Regions from separate parts of the Homo sapiens genome. Here regions 2 and 3 are each linked to region 1. Evidence: chromatin loops called from intact Hi-C (ENCODE). Cell type or tissue: B cell. All regions are shown on one strand. Region 1 holds the start of LOC124905096 (a long non-coding RNA gene). Region 2 overlaps HPS4 (HPS4 biogenesis of lysosomal organelles complex 3 subunit 2). Region 3 has its middle 6.9 kb from the start of MIR6817.

What was found. A loop is a pair of places that touch in the nucleus more often than their neighbours do. Peaks named below come from ENCODE experiments on the same cell type or tissue, not always from the same donor. Only the 100,000 strongest peaks of a DNase experiment are listed, where the experiment ranks them.
Region 2: a loop joins it to region 1, with 12 times the contacts of the local background. A loop is called at or near these places in 47 of 110 quality-filtered maps.
Region 3: it touches region 1 in a loop (32-fold over the local background); 5 of 110 quality-filtered maps call a loop at or near these places.

The regions. Positions count from the first base shown.
Region 1 is chr22:26,355,730-26,363,729 of GRCh38, forward strand. The region is part of intron 12 of SEZ6L (seizure related 6 homolog like); the gene reads left to right. LOC124905096 (a long non-coding RNA gene) reads right to left here and starts at 5,296. Exons shown (of 3, transcript XR_007068038.1): 1 at 1-5,296. In B cell, CTCF peaks have their summits at 4,845 (motif pointing left) and 5,047; a DNase peak (open chromatin) is centred at 4,882; H3K27me3 peaks cover 1,267 bases.
Region 2 is chr22:26,456,547-26,464,546 of GRCh38, forward strand. HPS4 (HPS4 biogenesis of lysosomal organelles complex 3 subunit 2) reads right to left here. Exons shown (of 14, transcript NM_022081.6): 11 at 7,371-8,000; 12 at 1,899-2,031; 13 at 1,313-1,421. Among named protein-coding and RNA genes, the nearest start is that of HPS4, 23 kb to the right of the region's middle. In B cell, CTCF peaks have their summits at 4,826 (motif pointing left) and 5,026; a DNase peak (open chromatin) is centred at 4,875.
Region 3 is chr22:25,458,578-25,466,577 of GRCh38, forward strand. It overlaps the pseudogene CRYBB2P1. Among named protein-coding and RNA genes, the nearest start is that of MIR6817, 6.9 kb to the left of the region's middle. In B cell, CTCF peaks have their summits at 4,149 (motif pointing right) and 4,363; a DNase peak (open chromatin) is centred at 4,154.

The sequences.
Region 1 (8,000 bases):
AACAACATAGAAACAGAAAAGAAAAGAAAAGAAAACTGTATAAGCTCTGGTTGTCTACAGCCTCTTGCCCAGTCACTTGCCCAAAGCCATAGTTTGGTCCCCTGGGACTGAAAGCCATATCTTTTTAATCCTAGTCCATTTACCCCAGGGCACTTTAAGAACAGACAGGTCAGGCAGAGATAAAGGGAAGAGTCTGGGTGTCAAAGTCAGACACACCCTCCAGCTCTGCTGAGTGACCTTGGGCAAGTAACTTGCCCTCTCTGGGCCTCAGAGCCCCCATCTGTGAAAGAAAATAATACCCTTTACCAAGAAGGATTGTTGGGAGCAACTCACTCAGTCATTCAGCTTACTCAGTTGTTCAGGCCTCCTATATGCAGGCACACGCTAGGACAGAGGTTCCCAAACTTTCTCAACTCATGACACCCTTGGTGTCTCAGGAATTTTTTCACAGATTTCCTAGGCCAAAATACCATTTCCATTTATTAAATACCAGTTCCATTTATTAAACAGTTAGGTACAAACAACTGAATGAGTAGTTATCTCTTCACAGCATAGTAGCCATTTGAAAAAGTAATGCACATACATTAAAAGAAAAACGGTTTTTTTTATTATTAAATAATGACAATTGCTGGCTGGGCGTGATGGCTTACACCTGTAATCCTAGCACTTTGGGAGGCTGAGGCGGGCAGATTACCTGAGGTCAGGGGTTCGAGACCAGCCTGGCCAACATAGTGAAACCCCGTCTCTACTAAAAATACAAAAATTAGCTGGGTGTGGTGGCACGTGCCTGTAATCCCAGCTACCTGGGAGGCTGAGGCGGGAGAATCGCTGGAACCCGGGAGGCGGAGGTTGCAGTGAGCTGAGATCATGCCACTGCACTCCAGGCTGGGAGACAGAGCAAGATTCTGTCTCAAATAATAATAATAATAATAATAATAATAATAATAATAATAATAATAATAATGACAATTGCTGCTACGAGGATGTGTATACCCGTTGGGCTGTGCAAATCTTCTTAAACGTTAGGATCAGATGGGACTTCGCCACCCTAATTTCCTGTTCCACATTGATTTTGTCACAGTTAGCACGAGCACCACAAAAAAATCCAGCTTTGCAATGATGAGTCATCACCAAAACAAAGGTGACGTGATCTAATGTTGAAACGGTGAACTATCTTGAGCTGGTAGTTCACAAGGGTCCAACACATCATTGTGTTTCCTCAGAACTTTTTTTTTTTTTTGAGACGGAGTCTGGCTCTGTTGCCCAGGCCGATGTGCAGTGGCGCAATCTTAGCCCACTGCAAGCTCCACCTCCCGGGTTCACGCCATTCTCCTGCCTCAGGCTCCAGAGTAGCTGGGACTACAGGTGCCCGCCACCACGCCTGGCTAATTTTTTGTATTTTTAGTAGAGATGGGGTTTCACCGTGTTAGCCAGGATGGTCTCCTGACCTTGTGATCCACCCGCCTTGACCTCTCAAAGTGCTGGGATTACAGCCATGCGCCACTGTGCCCGGCCCTCAGAACTTTTTTTAAAAATCCCACAGCACCCCCTGTGAGTTCCTGGTGGCATCCTGGGTCACCTTGGTGAAAGTTTGGGAACCCTGGCACTAGCCCCTGGAAAAACAGTAAGGTATAAACAGATATGACCCACATTCTCATGGAGCCTGGGGCCTATTTGGAAAGGAGGGTGGAGAGACAGGTCTATGAAGGAAATCACAATGAATCGTCAGCACCACCTCCTCCAGGAAGTCCTCCCTGATTTCCTAGGCCGGGTTGTGTTTCTGTCCTCAGAATTCCCATGGAACCTACAGTGACATCTGTCACCACAGCTGCTGCAGTTTATTGAAATGATCTGTTTATATGTTTGTAGAATCACATTCCCTAGAGTAAGAAAGAGAAAGAATTTTAAAATATATATATAGAATAAACACATAACTCACCTGCTAGGATTGTCTCCAGTTGATCCTTGAATCCCCCAAGCCCAGGAGGCTCGACAAATGATGTTACTATTACTGTCGTTGATATTGTTAGCAAAATGAATGTGGTCTTTATCACACCTCTGCTTTGTTGCAACTTCCCCTCTTTGATAAGGACGTGGTGGATGACTCCTGAGGTAACCATCCCAAAGACATAAACCACACCACCAAAACTAAAAAGAATCTGACAAATCCGGCAAGGGTTTTATGAGTGGCTCTCCAGGAGCCACTTAGCTTGCTTAAGAGACAGCGATTCCCCGGGAGGCCCTGGTTCTCACAGCCCTGAGCCCAGAACACCTGGGATACGAGACACAGGGATTTCCCAGCCTGGACAGAGCCCACAGGTGCTGTGGCCAGACTGTGGCCACCGTAGGAGCTTCCACTGTTGAGCCGTCTCCTGTGGCCACATCTTGGCCAGCATGTCCAGTGTTAGCTGAGTTCCCGTCCTCATTTAGAAATCTCTGTCTCTGGGAAAGCGGTCTCTCACAGAAATCCATGATAACCCTAGGGGATTTGGGTAAAAGAAGGGCCTTTGTTATAGCAGAACCATTAAATGGACAGCACTAAAAACCAGCACGTCCAGGTTTGTACCCCAGCCCTGCCTCTTACAAGCACCATGACTTTATACAAGCCAGCTTTCTCACCAAAAAGATTGAAAAACGAACATGCCAATCATAAATATAAAGGCTTTTAATGAATGGTGTGCTTGGCACATAGCAAGTCGTCAGTTAACATTGGCTGCTAATCACCACTCTGTTTCAAAGCTCCACTGCTTGTAGGGCATATTGCAAACCATTTGTAACTATTACTAGGGGACTTGATTTCGAGCTTTTTGTTCAAATGTGCTCCAGAAATGTACATTTTCTTCTATTGTTAAAGAGAGGGGAAAATAGAAAAAGAAAACAGAAACGAGAGTGGGTTCGTGAGTAGATCTATAAGGCCATCGGTCCAATTCATTTGCATTCCTGGGAGAGAACGGCTGGAGTTACACCAGTTGCAACCCGAATTGTTTAAAACATTCGACCAGTGGTTTTCAACCAGAGGCGATTTTGCTTTCCAGGGGACATGTGTAAATACAATTTCTAGAGAAATTATGAGTTGTCACAACTTGTCAGGGAAGAGGGGTGCTACCGGCTTCTAGCAGGTCAGGGCCCAGGATGCTGCTCAATATCCTCCAGTGCCCAGGACAGCCCCCACCACAAAGAATTATCCATTCCAAATGTAAAACCTGTCTAAGTTGAGAAAACCTGCCTTAGATGATCTTATTTCAAAGTGTGACTACATGTCACTGCCTAGCCATGTCTCGGCTAAGGTCCAGACTGTTTATGGGCAGAAAAAAATGGAGTATGGAGACATAAGCAACTCACTCAAGGTGGTGCAGCAGACACAGGCCTCCAGTTTCAAATTCAAGTTCCTATTCCTTTGACTCTTCTGCCATCTTCTAGGTGCTGAAGATACACACAAATGCCTTCCAAGAGCTGGTTCCTGCTGGGGAAAAATTCCATATGACATTGTTTTCAAACTCTTACTGAGGACTGGGTCAAAATTGAATCAGGCTGACTTGAAAGCTAGAGAATCCTCAGCTCAAATTGCAGCTCAGCCACTTCCTGCTTGAGGGGACTTTTCACCAGTGAGTTCCACCTGAGCCTCAGTTTTCTCATCTGTAAAATGGCTGCATGGTGCAGTGGTTAAGACCGGACTTGGACCACCTGGATTTGAATCTTATTTATACCACTAACTAGCTTGTGACCTTTAACACGTTACCCAACCGTTCTGCGCTGCATTCTCCTTGGATACAAAATGGAGATGATGACCAGGCATGATGGCTCATGCCTGTAATCTCAACACTTTGAAAGAACGAGACAGGAGGATCACTTGAGGTCAGGAGTTCAGGACCAGCCTGGGTAACCTCAGGGTCCTCAGGACCCTGTCTTCATAAAAAATTTTTAAATTAGCCAGGCATGATGGTGCACGCCAGTGGTCCCAGCGACTCGGGAGGCTAAGGTGGGAGGATCTCTTGAAAGGGAGGTCAAGGCTGAAGTGAGCTGTGTTCACGCCACTGCACTCCAGCCTGGGTGACAGAATGAGACCCTGTCTCAAAAATAAAAATAAAATAAAGTAGGAATAAAGATATAATATCTGTGTCTTAGGGTTGTTGTGATAACTAAATGAGTTCATAGATATAAAACACTCAGAATGGAATCTGGCTCAGAGAATGCCCTCAGTAAATATTGTAAATGTTGGCTGTTTTGGTCATGATTGTTATTACCTTCAAGGACTTTGCAGAAGGATTAGAAATAATATATGCAAATCATCTAATACAGAATGGTTGTGCAAATACTTTGGAAATTAATTAAATGATGAGTTAATATGTTAACCATGCCAGGACACCAAACCAGTGGTTCTGAGCCCTTGCCAAACTTTAAAATCTCCTGGAGAGTTTTAAAAAGAATACTCTGGGTGACTAATTAAATTAAAATACCATAGGGGCGGAGCCAGGGCACAGGATAACCCAAGGCCATTCTAGCACTTAGCCTGGGGGTCCTGCTCCTAGGTCGGCTGTCAATATCCTCCTTTACACCCAGGTCTAACGATTTATCCTTTATGCACCTTCCATCTCCCCAGGGCGAGGACAGTGTTTAGCACAGGTTTGGTATCAGGAAATACTTCTGGAATACATACAGGACTGAATTAGTGTTCAGTTACATGAAGGCAGGGACCATGTTCGCCTTGCTCATCATTGTATGCCCGGCGCATACAATGCCTGGCACACAGAAGGTGTCCAGTGAATATTTGTTGTATTAATTCATCTGTTAATTTATGAAAGAAAATTTCCGAGGAAAGGTTCATGGGGGAATTCTTTTGTGTCGCCACTGCCACCTGCTGGTCATTTTTCTGCACTGCAGGTAATACAGTAGGGATTTGTGTTCTCTGAAGGGAGCCACCAACGTCATCAAGAAAAAGCCTCCCCGACCAGGGGGCGGGAAAGTGAGGCTTCTCCTGTGCGCTTTCCCCAGCACAGCTGAGACCACACTGGGCTGTAATGACCCGGTAACTGTTCTCTGTTCCCCATTCGACTGAGTTTTGGGAGAACAGAAAACGTGATTCTCTAATTCACTGCTTCATACCCAGCTCCTAGCACAGGGATGGAACATTGGAGGAACAGAGTCTACGGGCTGAAAAAAAAACAAAAAACAAAAACAAAAACAAAAAAAACACGGAGAGTGTATTCTGGACTCTGGGAGTTCAAAAGCTATAAAGTGTTGTGCACCGGGCTGCACTTCCCGAGGAGTAGGAGTATTAGATACACTACGGGGATACCCACGCGGCTTTAAACAGTGTCCAGATGAACTTTTTGTGAGTCGTTTGGCTTAAGAAAATTAGAAAAATTAAAACTGACATGTGAAACCTCTGATTATAAGACTATTATTATTTAGAGTGAGGCTAAATTATACTGTGCAATCTAAATAGAAAAACAAGTCAATAGAAATTTTTAAAAATATATTACATAGGCCAGGTGTGGTGGCTCATGCCTGTAATCCCAGCACTTTGGGAGGCTGAGGCGGATGGATCACTTGAGGTCAGGAGTTCGAGACCAGCCTGGCCAAAATGGTGGAACCCCGTCTCTACTAAAAATACAAAAACAAAAAAAATCAGCTAGGCTTGGTGGCGCATGCCTGTGGTCCCAGCTACTCGGGAGGCTGAGGCAGGAAAATCGCTTGAACCCAGGAGGCTGAGGTTGCAGTGAGCTGAGATCACACCACTGCACTCCATCTTGAGTGACAGAGTGAGACTCTGTCTCAAAAAAAAAAAAAAATATATATATATATATATGTATTAAGTGAACAACAGTACAATTGGTATGAAAATATGACAAGAGTTTTAAAAGCCATAAAAATAATCAGTGTATATTGGGTGCTCACTATATGCTGCCCATCTCATGTGCGTGAGCTTGTTTTATTCTCATAACAACACCTTGAGACAGCCCATTTTAAAGATGAGGAAACTGAGGCTCAGAGAGGTCAGTTGTGCTCACAGACATACAACTAGGATGTGCATCCTGAGCCCTTGGACACTTGAACCCAAGCGCTCCTGCTCTGCAATTTGCCTTTAAATGAAATGATGTGAGGTCTTTCAAGAAATATTTACTGGGCACCTACCCTGTACCAGGTTGCCAAGGATGCAGCAGTGAGCTCAGCTGGGTTGAGGACCAAAGACTTCCTCAGGATATTTTCAGAGGAATCATTAGAATATGATTGGCACTGGGTTCTGTTCATTATACCATCTATGCTTATTGTAAAGTAATGCAGACCCACCCTGCATTAAAAAAAAATACATCAAAGCACAGGCTTTAAAAATAAAAATAAAATTCTCCCTTCCTACAGTCCATCCCCAAGGCACGCTCTGCAGGGTGAATGATTCCTTGCCAGCCCTCTTAGGTCTCATCCATAAACACATAATAGAGTGCTGCCTTGGAGGGAGCCCCATGATTGACTTAAGCAAGGCTTTGTGATTTGATTCTGGGCTCAAACACAGAAGCGTTGGCTGCATATCCATCCTGCTCTGGAATGCCAGGGGGCAAACTTCAAGTATACAGATGACCTTCAATTAGTGGAAGGATTAGCCTTGGCCAAGTGTCAGCTGAACCACTTACTGCCTCATCTCTGGGAGTCTTGTGGAAAGGGAGCTACATTCAAAATCTCTGCCTCTCTCGCTCAACTATTCCAACAGCCCCTTCCCTTGGCTACTTTAGGGGTCTTCTGCAGCCACCCAGGGTCTTCTGAGTTTCTCTCTTCTATGGCACCTGCCATTTTTAATTAAATTGTCCATTTACACATTTGCTTGGCCCCTTAGAGCATGCAGACCATGAGCTCTAGAGGACAGGAATGATGTCTGATTCACCTCCTCACCGCATTGCTGGACGCATTGCTGGGCATGAAGTAAGCACTCAAGATATATTTTCTGAATAAATGCATGGGTGCCCGCCAGAGCTATCTATGGTGTCATCCAAGATGCAACTCCAGCTGCACAGTGACCTGGGAAGTCTCTTCCCACAGGCTGACTTCTGGGCTAGATTTCAAGGGTGGGAAGGAAACAGTTCATAACTCCCAGGGAAGACTGCTATTGAAGTATAAAGGAAAACCCTTCAACCTCAAGAGTGAAGCCAGATTCCTACCCGTCCACCCACTGGAGGAGATCAAAGTCCCGATTCTTCATGTATGGTGATTACTGTGACTAAAACATACTCATCAATTGATTCATTCATCTTTTCATTGGAAAAGTGATACATTTAAATGCCTACAAGGCCAGGCAAGTACCACGTGAAAGACAATAGGGAGTGGCAGAGACTGGGGCTAAAGTAAAGAATATTCCTGGTCTAACAGGGAAAGCCATTACTCAACTCCAGCCAGTCATTGCCATGTAACAATGTGAACCCAGTATTGCCCAATCTTCTAATGTTTCAGAAGAATCCAGAAATCTAAATTATTATTTGAAATCTCCTAATCTGTGAAAGCTTGGTAACTATTGTTTCAGTTGACATTACTCAAGCTGAGTAGAGCCCAAATGTAAGTCATGTTCACAGAGAAAAGGGTTCTAGCTGGGACCTATACTGTACTGTGTGCCTTGAACCACAAGTGCCGTAGGACCAGGGATTATATCTGTTTTATTCACCTCTGTGTCCTCAGTACTATTTATGTTGTTGGCACATAATAATTGCTCAATAAACATTATCTGAGTAAATAAAGGAATGCTTCCTGTGAACCAGGCATTGTACTGGGTATGAGCATATATGAGTTTAAAGCCTGGGAAAGAAGTGCCAGAAAAGATTCTGAAGTTATGATGATGATAAGACAGAGTTCCAAGGACAGAATTCATGCCTTTGGGGAGCAATCTGGGTCTTGAAGGCATGCTTGAGATTCATCGTGCAAAATGAGACGCTTCAAACAACACGTTTATTATCTGACAGTTTCTGTGGGTCAGAAATCTGGGCATAGCTTAACATGTACACCCATGTTCATAGCAG
Region 2 (8,000 bases), 100 kb after region 1:
TACTCAGGAGGCTGAGGCAGAAGAATTGCTTGAAACCAGGAGACAGAGGTTGCAATGAGCCGAGACTGAGCCCCTGCACTCCAGCCTGGCGAGAGTGAGACTCCATCTCAAAATAAATAAATAAAAAATAATGCCCTTGACCAGATGGTTCCAAGGACTACGTGGACTAATATACACATTGCCAGCACTGCCCTTGACCTGCTAACTTGCTTTATTTTCTGTTACCAGTTGTCAACCAAATTCTCAGGTCCCAGTCTCCTCGGGCTTTTATAAAGTGATCTTTAAAGCCCAAACTCCCTTTCTGGTTTCATAAGAGAAGCATATAGAAAGAAAAAAACAAATTCGGTTGGTTAAATACTGTAAATTACAATAATCATAATATTTCTTCTGGCATGGAGGTGTTCAAGCTATGACATAATGTGAAAAAAGACAACTGTAAAATTGTACATTAGTAGAATCCTATTTTCTAGAAGACTTAAAATAATTAAAAATACAATTTATATGTGCAAAAAATAAAAACCAAAAACCAATAAAACCTGGAGCAATATATACCAAACTGTAAAATGTGGTTATTTCCTGGTGTGTGATGGAGATGAGAGAGGAAAATGTTTTACTTGATACATTTCCAAGCATTCTGCATGACTGTATGATCAGCACGTATTACTTTTTTTTTTTTTTTTTTTTTTCTGAGACGCAGTCTCACTCTGTTGCCCAGGCTGGAGTGCAATGGTGTGATCTCAGCTCACTATAACCTCTGCCACCCGGGTTCAAGTGATTCTCCTGCCTCAGCCTCCTGAGTAGCTGGGACTACAGGCACCCACCACCCTGCCCAGCTAATTTTTTGTATTTTTAGTAGAGACAGGGTTTCACCAGGTTGGCCAGGCTGGTCTTGAACCCTGACCTCAAGTGATCCCCCTGCCTCGCAAAGTGCTGAGATTACAGGTGTGAGCCACTGTGCCCAGCCATATTACTTTGTAATTAGAAAGACAACAATATTTCAACACTGTTTCTAGCAAGGAGACGGAGCCACCGTCCCTAGTAATGGATGTAGCTCCATGATGGTGAGGACCTCAGGTTCCTTCACTGCTGGACCCCAAGCGTCTAAAGTAGGAAGGGAACCAGAAAGTCCATGGCACGTGACTGCACAACAGTGGATGATGGCGGCAATAGGAACCGACAAAGGAAGGCCTTAAGGAGAGTAACTAGAATGTTTTTCATCTACTTAGGAATAAGGCGCTGCCTGGGCCCCACAGGTGGTTCCCATGAGCAGGACCGTGGAGAGTAGGTTGGGGAGCGACTCAGGGAGGCTCACCTGACAGTCATTTCATAAAGCGCGGGCAGCTGGGCAAATTCGCTATGCATCAGGCTGACGGCCTGGAGGAAGCGGCGATCCTGCGGGGTGGCCACCTGCGGCAGGTTTGCTTCCAGAAGAGGACACAGAGTTGTGAAGAGCAGACAGTTACCTTCTGCCCTCCCACCCCATGAAGCCCAGTACTGAACACGGGGACTGAGCACGGCTCAAGGCCATGAGTTGGCTGCCCGGGGCAGAGACAAAGGCCCGGGGCATTGGGCTTCGGCTGCCGCCGCTGTGCGATGCAGCACCCGGTTTCTGCGTGTGGATCTCAACATTCTGAGACAAACCCTATCACAGATATGTGAACATGAACTTCTCTCAAAACACTGGGAAACGCCAAAAACAGACACATGAGCAGAGAAGCGTCTGCCCAGTGAACGCCACACTCAGTGGGACTGGGCTCCCGGTGAGAAGAGAGCCCTGAACGCAGGTCAGACAACTCTGTGCACAGCCGTGTCATCATGATGCTGGGGCTCAAGTTCTCATCTCCACCCATCTAGAATCTGGCATCCCCGTCGCCCCAGGCCCCTTGGCTGGTTCTTACCCATCAGCAAGCTCTGAATGCGGTCGTAATGTGTGAAGTTGTAGGTGCTGCTCGTGGAGGCTGCCTCATCCCTGGGCAGCGTCTCTTTCAGGTGGACTTCCAGCCCATTCAGTGAAGCCAGGCTGCTGTGGTACTGCAAAGGGGGAGAGGGTCATGGGCTTGTAGGGCTGACCTCAGCAAGCCTTCTGAGGGCTAGTTAACCACAGACTTAGTTAAAAAAAAAATCCTCCAGCCAGGCACGGTGGCTCACACCTGTAATCCCAGTGCTTTGTGAGACCGAGGCAGGAGGATCACTTAAGCCAGGAGTTTAAGGCTGCAGTGAGCCGAGACCGCACCACCACACTCCAGCCTGGGTGATAGAGTGAGACTCTGTCTCGAAAAAAAAAAAAAAAAATCATTCATGGAGTATCTTACTGCCTACTTGATCCAGCAAAATGGACTCTCACCAACATTTTTCTTTCACCCTTATGTTCTAATGTTTTTAAAAATAATGATTATATTGTAGGAGATTTAGAAAAGAGATGAGCAAAAAAATAACAAGAAAACAACCCATCATTTCACCATCCAGTAATAGCCACTGTCACCACTGTGGTGTATCTTATTTTAACCATGGCTTTCCTACCCAGGCTGCATGATTTCACAATACAAACAGCCTGGGACCATCCCGCATTGTTTCTCACTGGCCCTGGGTACAGAAGTCCCTCACTGGATGTAACACGGTAACTTCTCTCTGCTACACCTAGCACGGTCCTGGCTTTCTTGGAAGGACTGAGTGTCAGTCAAACAGCTTTCTGCACTTGATGGTTCAGAAGAGGAATACAGTTGAGGACGACTGTCAAGGAGATGGGTTCAAGTACCTGTATTTTTACAAACCTCCAAGGAGATAAAGTTTAAGTACAATTGAAAAGACTGGACTAAACTGTTTTGTGTAACTCTTTTTCTGTAAAATAAAAATGAGATCAAATCATAAATAATGACTGATAGTTTTTTAACCTAACAACACAGCATGAACTGCTTTTCTCGTCTTTAAATATTCTATCATATAATTCTTTAATGGCTGTGCAGTGTTCCTCAAGCTCCACTGAGGGCTTGACTCAGTAGGCCAGGCCTGTCATAATAGGCTTGGTCTGAAATGGGGTTTCCTGGGCCTGCTTCAGCCACAAGAAAGAAGGTCACTGTCCCCAAACATTTGCAGTTCCCAGGTAAAAAACATCCCAAGTTCAGCCTCTTTTTAGTCAAATGACCAGGAGCAAGTTACCAAGTTTTCTGTGCCTCATTTTTCTAGTCAACTGCAAAATGGGAACAGTACGGGACTATTGAGTGACTTAAATGAAATGACACATCCAAAAGTCCTTTGTAAACTCTAAAGTGCTATCCTGAGGCAGAGTCTTTTTATAAAGTCAAGGAAATGAAAATAATCATATAAAAGAAATGGTGTCTCTTTAGAGATCACAGATAATTTGTGGACTATTTTTCAACAGCTATGTAAGAAAAATAAGTGCATATAAAAAGTACAGAGATGCAAACAGAATGCTTCTGAAGTAAATGTCATGAAGCTTACATGTTATTTTGGGAGTATATTGGTGTTAAATCAGTTTTCCTGTATGAAAGTCTCAGAAATGATATTTCAAGTCAATAGGTGTGACATACAAAGTTATTTTCTATGCGCTCAGTTTTGTATCCTCAATGCTTAGTAGAGTGTCTGACTCCTAGTAGGTGCTCAATAAATGAATCCACTAAATGAATGAATAAATGAACACATCCAATGCCAAGCACTGCCAATTTATGAGCTATTTGGTTTAAACCAAGGTTGCAGAGCTATGTAAAAAGATATGTGCTCAGGAAAGACAATCATAATATCTCATGTTCAGATCACTGAGAGAGCCTGACCAACACTGCGTTTAACACTGAGCCTCTTATTTGAACAGATGTGTGTGTGTGCATGTGCCGACACGCACACGGGCACACATAAGCATTCACCTGATGAAGTCAAACCACAGCCTCACTGAAAGTTTTTGGACCTCAAGAACGTGCTAACAGTCATCCCTTCCATGCTGAGCTGGTGTCCAGAGGAAGAAACAATAAGAACAGAGAGTGAGCCATGCCAAAAACTGTTTCCCCACAGGCACGGAGCTTTGCTTCCAAAATCTTCTGCCTAACTTGCACTCAAGATAGGATCACTTAACCATAAAAACACAGTTAATCACAAGATGCTATGTCAGATGACATGTGGATAATTTTTACTGATAACCAAGTGCTTTCATACATACCAGGGGTCAGCAAACTCTAGCCTATAAACTAAATCCAGCCTGTTGCCTATCTTTGTACAGTCTGAGACCTAAGAATGGTTTTTATATTTTTTTACTTGGTTGGGGAAAAAAGTCAAAAGAATAATATTGTAACATGTGCAAATTATATGAAGTTCCAATTCCATGTCCATAAATAATTACTGGAATACAGTCATACCATTTATATACTGTCTATGGCTGTTTTTGTACTGCAACAGCAGAGCTGAAAAGCTGTGCAAAGCTGAAAATATTTGCTTTCTGGTCCTTTACATAAAATGTTTGCCAGCCACCGATATATACTGCTACATAATGTGATCCTCACAACAGCCCTAGGCAACACAGAGCTGAGGCTAATTCCCGGGTCCTCTGACTTCTAGTGCACACGAAAGCAAGTGGCACAAATGTCAGTGTGTGACACAGCGTGCAGCAGGAGCAATGCATGGAACACACATTCACTTAGAGATACCGGTTTCCCAGTTGGGGGAAGGTGTTTTTTCATAAAATGTTTTATGGCAACACTCTCACACTAACTTCAAGCCTCATGTACTGTACACAGAAGCTCCATGTCCTATTGTAGTGATAAATAATTAATCTGATCACTGTGTTTGAAGGTCAAGGAGATTATCTTGGGGTCTGAGTAATGGACTATCAGCGGCTCTATGCTGCCCCCTGGTGTGAGCCTATTCCACTCCCTCTGAGGGAATTCCAGCCCCAATCCCAACCCTCCTGGCTGCTCCACCCAGGGCTCCTTTCACCAATCCCAACCCCTGCTGCCCCTCACCCTACCCCTACTCCCTGTGGAAGCTGATCCACCCAAAGACAAGACAGCCAAATGACACAAGGGCAGCTTGGCAGTATGTAACATCATTAAGGAGCCCTTGCAAAAGGGGTGTGCTCACCGTAACTGGGGGTATTTGGTTTTTCTAGACAGTAGCAGAGGGGCTGCAGGGAAATCAGATAAAGTATTTTCAAGGCTAGTCTGGGACAAAAAGGCAATCAAACACCTCTTCCTGATTATAAAACAGAAATCCTTTGGGTCTGATTAACAAACCCACTCTCAAACCAGTGGGCTGATCAAAGTTAGTCACTCCATACTAGAAAAGATTAGCTTTTCAGGGATGGGTGCAATCATGCCTGTAATCCCAGCACTTTGGGAGGCCGAGGCGGGCAGATTACCTGAGGTCAGGAGTTCGAGACCAGCCTGACCAACATGGAGAAACCCCGTCTCTACTAAAAATACAAAATTAGCCGGGCCTGGTGGCACATGCCTGTAATCCCAGCTACTCAGGAGGTTGAGGTAGGAGAACCGCTTGAACCGGGGAGGCGGAGGTTGCAGTGAGCTCAGATCACACCATTGTACTCCAGCCTGGGCAACAAGAGCGGAACTCCATCTCAAAAAAAAAAAAAAAAAAGAAGAAAAGATTAGCTTTTTCTCTTCCATAAAACTGCAGTCTATTTCCCGGGGCCTAGCCAGCATCAAACCCTGCTTTCCACAGAAGCCCATGGAGGCTGATGTCGTAACAGCATGGATAGACCTTGACAAACCAGGGGATATGGCCATAGAGCACGAGCCACAGAAGGCAGGACACTGACCCCCTTTCTTCAGCTTCCCAGCTATCACTGCAAGGGCAGGGCAGTGGGGGGACAGAGAGGCTGGGGTGGGGAACCAGAAACAAGCAAGAATTCTGGACCTGCCACTTGCAGGAAGTCTTTTCATCTCAATGAGGCTGTTTTCTTACTGGTAAAATGGGAGTTACAATGCCTCCTTCCCAGAACTGTTCTAAGGCTTGGCTAAAACGAGAGATGCGAAGTATTTCACATATAGTTGGTGCAGAATACATCTCAAAGAGCAGCCTGGGCTATTTTTTCCTTTTTGTGGGGGAAGGTAAAAAGAGAGGTATTATATCCACTTTATTGCATTCAAACACTGGGCCCTTCAAAATGACACTTCCAAGGCTCGACACTGTGCAGAACAGACCATGAAAACCAAGGCATTGGCAGGGAGATGAGGCATTTAACACTGCAGCCACAACTCCCCGCACTGCTATAAGAAGGAGATGGATAGTCACTCCTAGCTATGGTGAATGGGGATACAGGAAGCAAATGAGCCATAACTCAGTGATCCAGCGTCTGTGGAAAGGGCACAGAGAAGCCTGACAGCTCCAGAGAGCATTCTCTTGCTAGGAGCTCTGTGCAAGGAAGCTGCTGTGCAGTCTTATCTCTTCTTCTGTATTTCAAGGTGACTAGCTCATTTATGGAGGGTCACAAGCCCTGCATGATAGTAAGATCAGCTTAGAATAATACACATTTAAGAATAAAAACAAGGAAAGCCCCAAGACACCATTTGCCCTGCAGCAATTTCAACCTGCTGTTCTTACTGCTACCACTTTCCCTGCCTACTAAAGCAAGGCTGTTACTATAGCAACGAATCTCCAGCGTGGGCCCCAGGGAAGGTCAGTTTACCACTCTAAGCCTCTAAGCGGGGAAGGGGCTGCAATAGTTTAAGAGCCCTCCAGAGCCAGGCAGGATTTCAGACATCCCAGCCTTCTAGGAAGGAGCTTCAGATCAGGTACGATGCTGGGGCTATGGAGGGAAACACTGGGTTTCTAGGGAACTCCCAACCCAGGCTGTGACACACTGCGGAGGAGTTTCCAGCTGACACAGAACCTAGAGCTGTCCAGGCTAGGAAATGAGGCCATGAGCAGGGGCGGCACAACACATGCACGTACGTGTGCAGTCTCTGCCTGCATTATCTCACTGCATCTGGAACAGGAAGGTCTACCACCATCCCTACGTGACTGAGGAGTTAGCCAAGGCTCAAGGGGACAAAGGTCTGTGGGCAAGTTCACACAGCTAGAGGACAAGGGCCAGGATTCCATCTCAGGCCTTCCCTTTCTCCAAGGCCTGCGCTCTGCAAAACTAGAAACAGCGGAAGAAGAGAACCAACACTTGTTGGATGCCAATGCACCACCAGTGCTATGCGCTTGACTCACTCTTACCCCCCACAAAAACCCACAGAGGCAGGTAATACCTCCATCGTCTAAACAAGAACGTCTTGCCCAGGGTCACACAACTGAGGGCTGAGCCTTTATCTCTTCCCTGGGTGTTGGCACAGTGCTGTGAGGGAAGCACAGGAGATCGGCAGAGGCCGCAGAGGGGCAGGAGAAGGTCTGAGGACACTCACCACTTCCTCTATGGCTGCGCTGTCTCCCAGCAGCGGCTCCTCAGCCAGCAGGGACAGCACCAGCCCTTTGACGCAGTGAGTGTAGAGATTCATCCTCACGAGCCCCATGCAGGACTCTGCTGGTGTCAGCCTGGAGCTGATTCCATCTGCAGAGGGGCCAGCACCCTGACAGTTTGCTGAGCCTGAACTGCATTCCAGACCAGGGGCTGCGTGGCTTTCACAGACCCCATCAACATCCTCATCCAGGCCTTGTTCCCCCGTGGGAAGCTTGTTTCCTCTCTGTCCTGGATCTAAGCGAGGCAATAACAAGGGCCTGCGGGTCCTTCTGGGGAGAGGGTCTGCTCTGGGAATGGGGGCTTGGCTGCTATGGCCAGGATGGTCTTCGAGCTGCTCTTGGGCTCCATGCTGGGTCAGCATCTCAGGAGCAGAGGGAGGGCGCAAGCTGCTGATGGCTGTGTCCTCAGGAGGCGTGGGTTCCAGGCTGCTGGAGGCGCTGAGAGATGCCTTGCAGTAAGGAGCCCTGCCATCTGGAACAGGCACATGTAGGAAGGCAAAATGACCTGAGGCCATTTCCACTTCCTGAGCCTCTGGAATGTGGATTTCAGACAAGTCGAGTTCTTCTTGGAGAAA
Region 3 (8,000 bases), 900 kb before region 1:
GGTGAAGGAGATTAAAGAGATCTGGCTTCTGCCCTGTGTAGCCAACAGTCTAGAAGGGGCAACTGTTAATACTTTAAGAATCCACATGAATCTAAGCTACTTCCTTGGAGAAAAGATTCTTGAGCTGAGATCTCAAGGAACAGTAGGAATTGCAGGGGTAAAGAGGCCAAGGAAGAGCATCCCAGACAACGAGAGCAGCATGTGCAAAGGCCCTGTGGTGTGTGTGTGGGGAGCCTGATAGGTCTGAGAAACTCTACAAAGGCCATGGTGGCTGGAATGCAGAGATGTGGAAGCATAAGAATGAGAAGTAGAGCTGGAGGTGTTCACAGAGACTGGCCAGGCAGATCCTTGCAGGCCAGGCCTGTGTGACATTTTCTGGAGAGAAGACCAGCACTTTCATTAAGTAGCCCCTGGAACCTCTTTGATCAGAAGGCCCCTGGAACCTCCCCCAACTCTTCTTTGACTTTGCAGCCAGGCTTGGAGGTGGGATAAGACTGGAGGGAGATGGTTCAAAGGCCTGGCTTATTCTAAGCTTCAGTGAGCTTAAGATATCACCCCCTTGCTCTGACCCCAGTACAGTATAGTACAGGCCTTCAGTCAAAATTTGCTTCAGGAGGCAGTGAGCTCCCCGTCAAGAGAAGGAAGAAAGCAGAGGCTCAATGCTGGAAGGGTGGGGTGGAAAGGGTGTCCTGCTTACCCTTGGGAAGTGGCAATGGTTGGGAGGCTTCACCCTTCCTAGTGGCTTATGGATGCTCTATCTCTCTCCCCTCACCTCTCTCTCTGTCTGCTTCTCTTCCTGTCCCCCTGGTTCACCCTCCCCTCCCCTCTGGCCCTGCAGGTGGGTTGGCTACTAGTACCCTGGCTACCGTGGGCTGCAGTACCTGCTGGAGAAGGGAGACTACAAGGACAGCAGCGACTTTGGGGCCCGTCACCCTCAGGTACAGTCCGTGCGCTGCATCCACGACATGCAGGGGCACCAATGTGGTGCCTTCCACCCCTCCAACTAGTGCCCACCCCACCATGCCTCCTTCCCAGGACCCAGGTCTGCTGCCCAGGAACCCTCCAGACCTCCCAGAGAGTGAATGAAGTGTGACTTGCAACTTGTCTGCTGTGGGTCTTTGATCTCCCCTGGCAGCTGGTGTGTGTGTGTGTGTGTGTGTGTGTGCGTGCGTGTGTGTGATAGAAATGAGAATTGGCAAGTATCTGGGCTATGAGTAGGGCAACAGAACCCTTACTGAGTCTTACGGTTCTGCAGCTTCTTAGCTCTTAACTGTGTGACCTTGGACACAGTGCCCAACCTCTCTGAGCCTTTGTTTCTTCACCTGACTTGCAATTCCCTTGCCTCTGAGTGTCTGGCTGGTCTCGAACCCCTGAACTTGTGATCTGCCTGCCTCAGCCTCCCAAAATGCTGGGATTACAGGCGTGAGCCACTGCACCTGGCCAAACTTGAAGAAATTATTTCTAATCCCCGGTCACAAAGAAATTCCCTAATAGATTTTTTTCTCTAAACTTTTTAAACATTTGCTGTTCACATTTGCGTTCTTAATCCTTCTGGAGCTGATTCTTGTATATAGTGTATGGTAGAGATTCAGTTTTTTTTTCTTTTTGGAAGTCCAGTGTCTTAAATCATTCATGAAGGAGTCCATTTCCTGCACTGTGGTGCAATGTCGCCTTGCTGATCTATCCCCTTCCCCACAGGTGGGGTGATTTTATGGGCTGTCTTTTCTGTTCCTGTAGTCTGTGTATCCCTGCACTCTTGCCAGATTATGTTAATGACTATTGCTTTGTAGTCAGTGTTGAGGTCCCTAAAACAGGGGCCCTCCACCCCTGGGCCTCCCGGGCCTCCCGTGGCCTGGAATGGGGGCTCCACAGCAGGAGGTGGGGATTACAGCCTGAGCCCCGCCTCCCGTCAGACCAGCGGCAGTATTAGATTCTCATAGGGGTGCAAACCCTATTGTGAACTGCACATGGAAAGGATCTAGGTTGCATGCTCCAATGAGAATCTAATGTCCCCTGCCCACAGCCCGTGAAAAATTGTCTTCCACAAAATCAATCCCTGGTGCCAAAACATTTGGCCCTATAACATGATTCTTCAGGAATGTTTTAGGTATTCTTGCCCTTTTAGGACTCCATTTAGAAGCATCCCCTCACATTTGGAAAAGTGGAAAACCTTGTTGAATGAGCTGAAGTGGTTAAAATGATTATCATAAAGGTAGAAACCAGTAAGTGCTCCATATACACCATGGAATACTATGCAGCCATAAAAAAATGAGTTCATGTCCTTTGCAGGGACATGGATGAAGCTGGAAACCATCATTCTCAGCAAACTAACACAGAAGCAGAAAACCAAACACCACATGTTCTCACTCATAAGTGGGAGTTGAACAGTGAGAACACATGGACACAAGGAGGGGAACATCACACACCGAGGCCTGTCAGGGAGTGGGGGACAAGAGGGAGAGAGAGCATTGGGACAAATACCAAATGCATGCACGGCTTAAAACCTAGATGACAGGTTGATGGGTGCAGCAAACCACCATGGCACATGTATACCTGTGTAACAAACCTGCACGTTCTGCACATGTATCCCAGAACTTATAATAAAAAAGAAACCAGTAAGTGCTCAATAAATGTTACTAACATCTATTTCTTCATTCATTCTTCAACCATTACCCACTGAGTGCCTATTTGGATACTTGGCTTAGTACCTGGGTGATGAAATAATCTACAGCAAACCCCCATGGCATGAGTTTATAACAAACCTGCACATGTATCCCCGAACTTAAAAGTTAAAAAAACAGAATCTGCACAAGTCTAAGCTACTTCCTTGAGGAAAAGACTCGAGCTGAGATCTCAAAGAAGAGTAGAAGTTGCAGGGGTAAAGAGGCCAAAGAAGAGTGTCTCAGATGAGAGCGGCACGTGCAAAGGCCCTGTGGTGGGAGGAGCCTGGTAGCTCTGAGAAACTCCACAAAGGCACGGTGGTGGCTGGAATGCAGAGATGTGGGGGCACATTGAAAACCTTGTTAAAGTGCTTAAAATGATTATCATAAAGGTAGAAACTAATAAGTGCTAAATAAATGTTATTCTCGTCCGTTTCTCCATTGATTCTTCAATCAATACCTATTGAGTGCCTGTTTCACTCCTGGAACTGGGCAGAGTAGGAATACAAAGTAAGACAGATTCCCTGCCCCTAGAAGCTCTCACTGTGGGGGGATTGTAATAGTTTGAGAGTAGAGCAATGGTGATTATTATGGGTTGAATGAGAACCCCCCAAATTCATATGCTGAAATCCTAATCCTCAATACCTTAGAGAATGTGACCTTATTTGGAAACTGGGTCATTGCAAGTGCAATTTTTTTTTTAAGTGATAGGGTCTCACTCTGTTGTCCACGCTGGAGTGTGGTGGCACAATCATAGCTCACTGCAGCCTCCAACTCCTGGGCTTTCAAGTGATCCTGTTGCCTCAGCCTCTGGAGAAGCTGAGACCGCAGGCGTGTGTGACCACACCTGGCTATTTTTTTTTTTTTTTTAATTTCATGTAGAGATTGGGGGGTGGGGGGTGGACTCCCTGTGTTTTCCAGGCTGGTCTCAAACTCCTGGCCTCAAGCAATCCTCCCATCTTTGCCTCCCAAAGTGCTGTGACTGCAGGTGTGAGCTACCATGCCCGGCCAAATGTAATTAGTTATTTTAAGAGTAGATCACACTGGAGTAGTGTGGGCCTAATGGAACGTGACTGGTGTCTATGAAAACGGGAAACTTGGAGACAGGCACGCACACAGGGAGAATGTCATGTGAAGATGATGCTGGGGTGATGTTTCTGCAAGGCAAAGAGTGCCGGAGACTGCGGGCCACCCACCAGAAGCTAGGAGAGAAACACGGAGCAGATTCTCTCTCGCAGCCCCCAGAGGGACCCCACCCTGCCAAAGCCTTGACCTCGGACTTCTAGCCTTCCTGGGGACTTCCTAGAGAATGCCCAGTCCTTCCTCCCTCTTCCTCCCCCTTCTGCGTGGGGAGTGCTCTGCGTGTCATCCCTACTCACCTCTCCTCGGGGCCTACAGTTACCTCCTCTCCTGTCTCCGCAGGACCCAGCCAACCCTTTCTTCCCGTCCCCAAGGCTCCACTTCCCCCTGCAGCCACCAGGTGTCAGCAAAGCATCATCCTTGGGGCTCATGGCCGGGTGGCCTGAGCTGCGCAGGCCCTGTAGGAGCCTTGGGTTTCAGGGGAACTAGTTCTTGGTGTTGGAGAGCCGGACTCAGCAGCCAGACTAGTCCCTGGGAAGTGGATTGGAGTCTGGCAGAAACAGGTAGGAAGCCACAGGGCAGCCCTAAGAGAGGCAGTGGAAACAGCCCCAAGTCAGGCAGTGGAGCCAGAGGCCCCTGGAGTCAGGCAGGACTAGAGTCAAGTCCCAGATCTCCTACTCATTGACCCTGTGACGGCAGGCAAATGACCTTACCTCTCTGAGACTCTCTTTCCTCATCTGACCAAGGGCCATACGGGGGTTTTTATTCCATTGGTAATTCTCAGACACCTGGTCACCGAGCTGACACGAAGTAGTTGCTCAATAAATGACACCCTAGTTGCCTTTTCGCTCTTCATTCATTCATTGAATAGTGATTGGGGAATCTCTCCCACGCTGCCACTGCTCCATGTACCAGAGACACAAAGCAAAGGAGCCTGCCTGTCAAGCCTACCTTGTCACCTGTTGCCAGGAAGTCCTGCTCCCTCCTAGGGCAGCCCCTGGTTAGTGGAGCTGAGAGAACCCAAGATGCTGAGCCGTGGGGTGTGCATGAGAACCGGGAGGGAGGTTTTATGAAAATCAGGTACAGGTGCAGCCCCAGGCCAGGTCAGCTCAGAGGGGGTGGCGGGGTTGCGGGGGGCGGAGCGCAGGCAGGTGAAACTGGAGGAAATTGGAGATACAGCGGGAGGGAGGGGGAAAAGGTAAAACCTCTCACCACCTCCTCAACGCTTATGAAGGTCTGAAGCTTGCTTACTAATAATTTTAAACCCAAACTCAGACATCAGCCAATACTAAATGTTTGCAAGGATTGGGGAACAAAAACTCTGAAGCGCTTCTGCAGTGATGTAAATTGGTGCCATCACTTTGCAAAAATTAGAATTTGACAGATTCTAGTAATGTTGAAGATGCAGAAATCTGGAGACCCAGCTATTTCTTCACTGGGTGTTTACCCTGGAAAATCTCTCCCACATCTGTACCAGGAGATAGGTACAGGATGCTCAGAACAGCATTGTCTGTGCTAGCAAAAAACTGGAAATAACCTACATGTCCATGAGAAGGGGAATGAGTAAATAATCAGCATGCAATAATATCATCATGCCACAGACAAAAGGGATACACAACACCTTACATATTCAACATGGGCATATCTCAGAAACATTCCCGGAGGTAAAACAAAACAAACAAAAAAAACAGGCAAGTTACAGAACAATGTTTGATATTTATAAGAATTTTTTAAAACATCTGTAGTGAGGGATCAGTTTTTGTATTTTACCTTTTTTGATACCTTATGGACTGAAAAGTTAGTAGAATATATAAAAATGAATTACCAGAAATGAAAATGAAAAATACAACAATCATCCCCAATTTAAAATTTTTATATTAACAGTTAAAACAGACTGTCAAATTATTAAAAGTCTTTTTTTTTTTTAAGAGACGGGGCGGGAGCGGGGGGGGGTCTCACTGTGTTGCCCAGGCTGGTCTTGAACCCCTGGCCTCAAGAGATCTTCCTGCCTCAGCCTCCCAAAGTGCTGGGATTACAGGGGTGAGTCCACCATGCCCAGCCAAAAGTTTCTAAAGTCTTAGTCTCTCTTTAGTCTCTCTCTCATTTTTTTTGAGACAGAGTTTTGCTCTTGTTGCCCAGGCTGGAGTGCAATGGCACGATCTCGGCTCACCACAACCTCCGCCTTCCAGGTTCAAGCGATTTTCCTGACTCAGCATGTAATCCCAGCTAATTTTGTATTTTCAGTGGAGATGGGGTTTCTTCATATTGGTCAGGCTGGTCTTGAACTCCCGACCTCAGGTGATCCACCCACCTCGGCCTCCCAAAGTGCAGGGATTACAGGCGTGAGCCACCGTGCCTGGCCTCTAAAGTCTTACTCTCAATTTCTGTGTTTATCTCATCGCAGATTGGTAACAAACAATTACCACCGACCAGACTTTGAGTAGGTGTTGGCGAACTTTTTCTGTAAAGAACTGGGTAGTAAATATTTCACATTTTGGGGGGCAGTATGGTCTCTGGCAACTACTCAACCCTGCTGGCATCACGTAGAAGCAGCAGTAGGTAAATGAATGGGTGTGGCTGTACCTCTGTAAAACTTTATGAACGCTGAAATTTGAATTTCATTGTCATGTATTACACAGATTTTTTATTACTTTTTACATTTTAAAATATATTGATATTTTGGGGTAGATGTGATATTTTGATACACGTATACAATATATAATGATCAAGTCAGGGTAATCAGGATACCCATCCCCTCAAACATTTATCTTTTATCTTTTCTTTGTGTTGGGGACATTGCCCAACACAATTTTCCTCTTCTGGATATTTTGAAATCTGTAAGACGTTATTGTTAACTATAATTTCCCTGCTGTACTATTGAATACAAGAACTTTTTTTTTTTAGGCAGGGTCTCACTCTGTCACCCAGGCTGGAGTGCAGTAGCGTAATCTTGGCTCACTGCAACCTCCGCCTCCTGGGCCCAAGCAATCCTCCCACCTCAGCCTCCTGAGTAGCTGGGATTACAGGCACGTGCCACCATGCCTGGCTAATTTTTGTATTTTTTGTAGAGACAGCATCTTGCCATATTGCCCAGGCTGGTCTCAAACTCCTGAGCTCAAGCGATCCACCTGCCCCTGCCTCCCAAAGTGCTGAGATTACAGGCATCAGCCACAGTGCCCGGCCTGAATACAAGAACTTATTTCTTCTATCTAAGTGTATTTCTGTACCATTATCCAACTTCTCTTTCATCCTTCCCTCCCCACCTTCCCTTCCCAGCCTCTGGTAATCACCAATCTACTCTCTACCTCCATGAGATCCACTTTTTAAACTCCCACATATGAGTGAGAACACATGAGTTTCTTCCTTTGATTTTTCCCCAACCATTTAAAAATGTAAAAACTATTTGTATTTTATGGGTTGTATAAAATGAAGTATCGGCCAGGTTTGTCCTACAAGCCATGGCTTGCTGACCTTTCCTTCAGCTTATCCAGCAATAGACATAAATCAACGTAATGTTTGTTTTTTCAGAAAGATTTAACATAGCTGCTATCCAATTTTCTTTTTTAAACGAAATGCTAATGATTTTGATACATGAGTTACATAACTTTTTTGAAGTATGCACATAGAAAAGACTGGAAAACATGCCAGATTATTAAAAAATGTTGAGTTTGTGGTATGGGCCATTTAGGCAATTGTTGCCATTTGCTTTGTGCTTTTCTGTATTTTTTTTTTAATTTCCAGGAAGTTTCTCTTTTCATCATCATGAGTCCTCGAAGGGTGCTGTGTTCTGTCCCTCTCACTCCTGACTGGCAGTGACTCTAAAAAATGCCCCACCCGTGGGGAGGCCTTGGAAAGTAGAAGTGGAGATGCAGTCACTGATCTCGGGAGAAGCTGAAAACACAGTCATCAGCCCTAGGAGAGGGGTTTTCTGCACTTCCTTGGCCATCGCTGGCCTCTGGGGTGTTTCAAGTTTTTCTGGAAAACAGGATCATTCTGTGGAGTGAGTCTCAGGACCTTGACATGGGAGGAACAAAACTTTTCTTGCTTTTTTGGTGCACCCTGGGCTGAAATAAGAAAACCACTAGGGGTGAGTCTTCAAAGCAAAGACAACCCAGGTGAGCGGAGTGGTGGGGTTTTAAAAAAACACAGGTGGAGAGGAGCACGTTCTCTCTCTCAGATAAGATCTCAACCAGTGGGGAGAACCATGCGTGCTCAGGATGGGATGCCTGCCTCAGAATCCCCTGGAATATGGATTTCCAC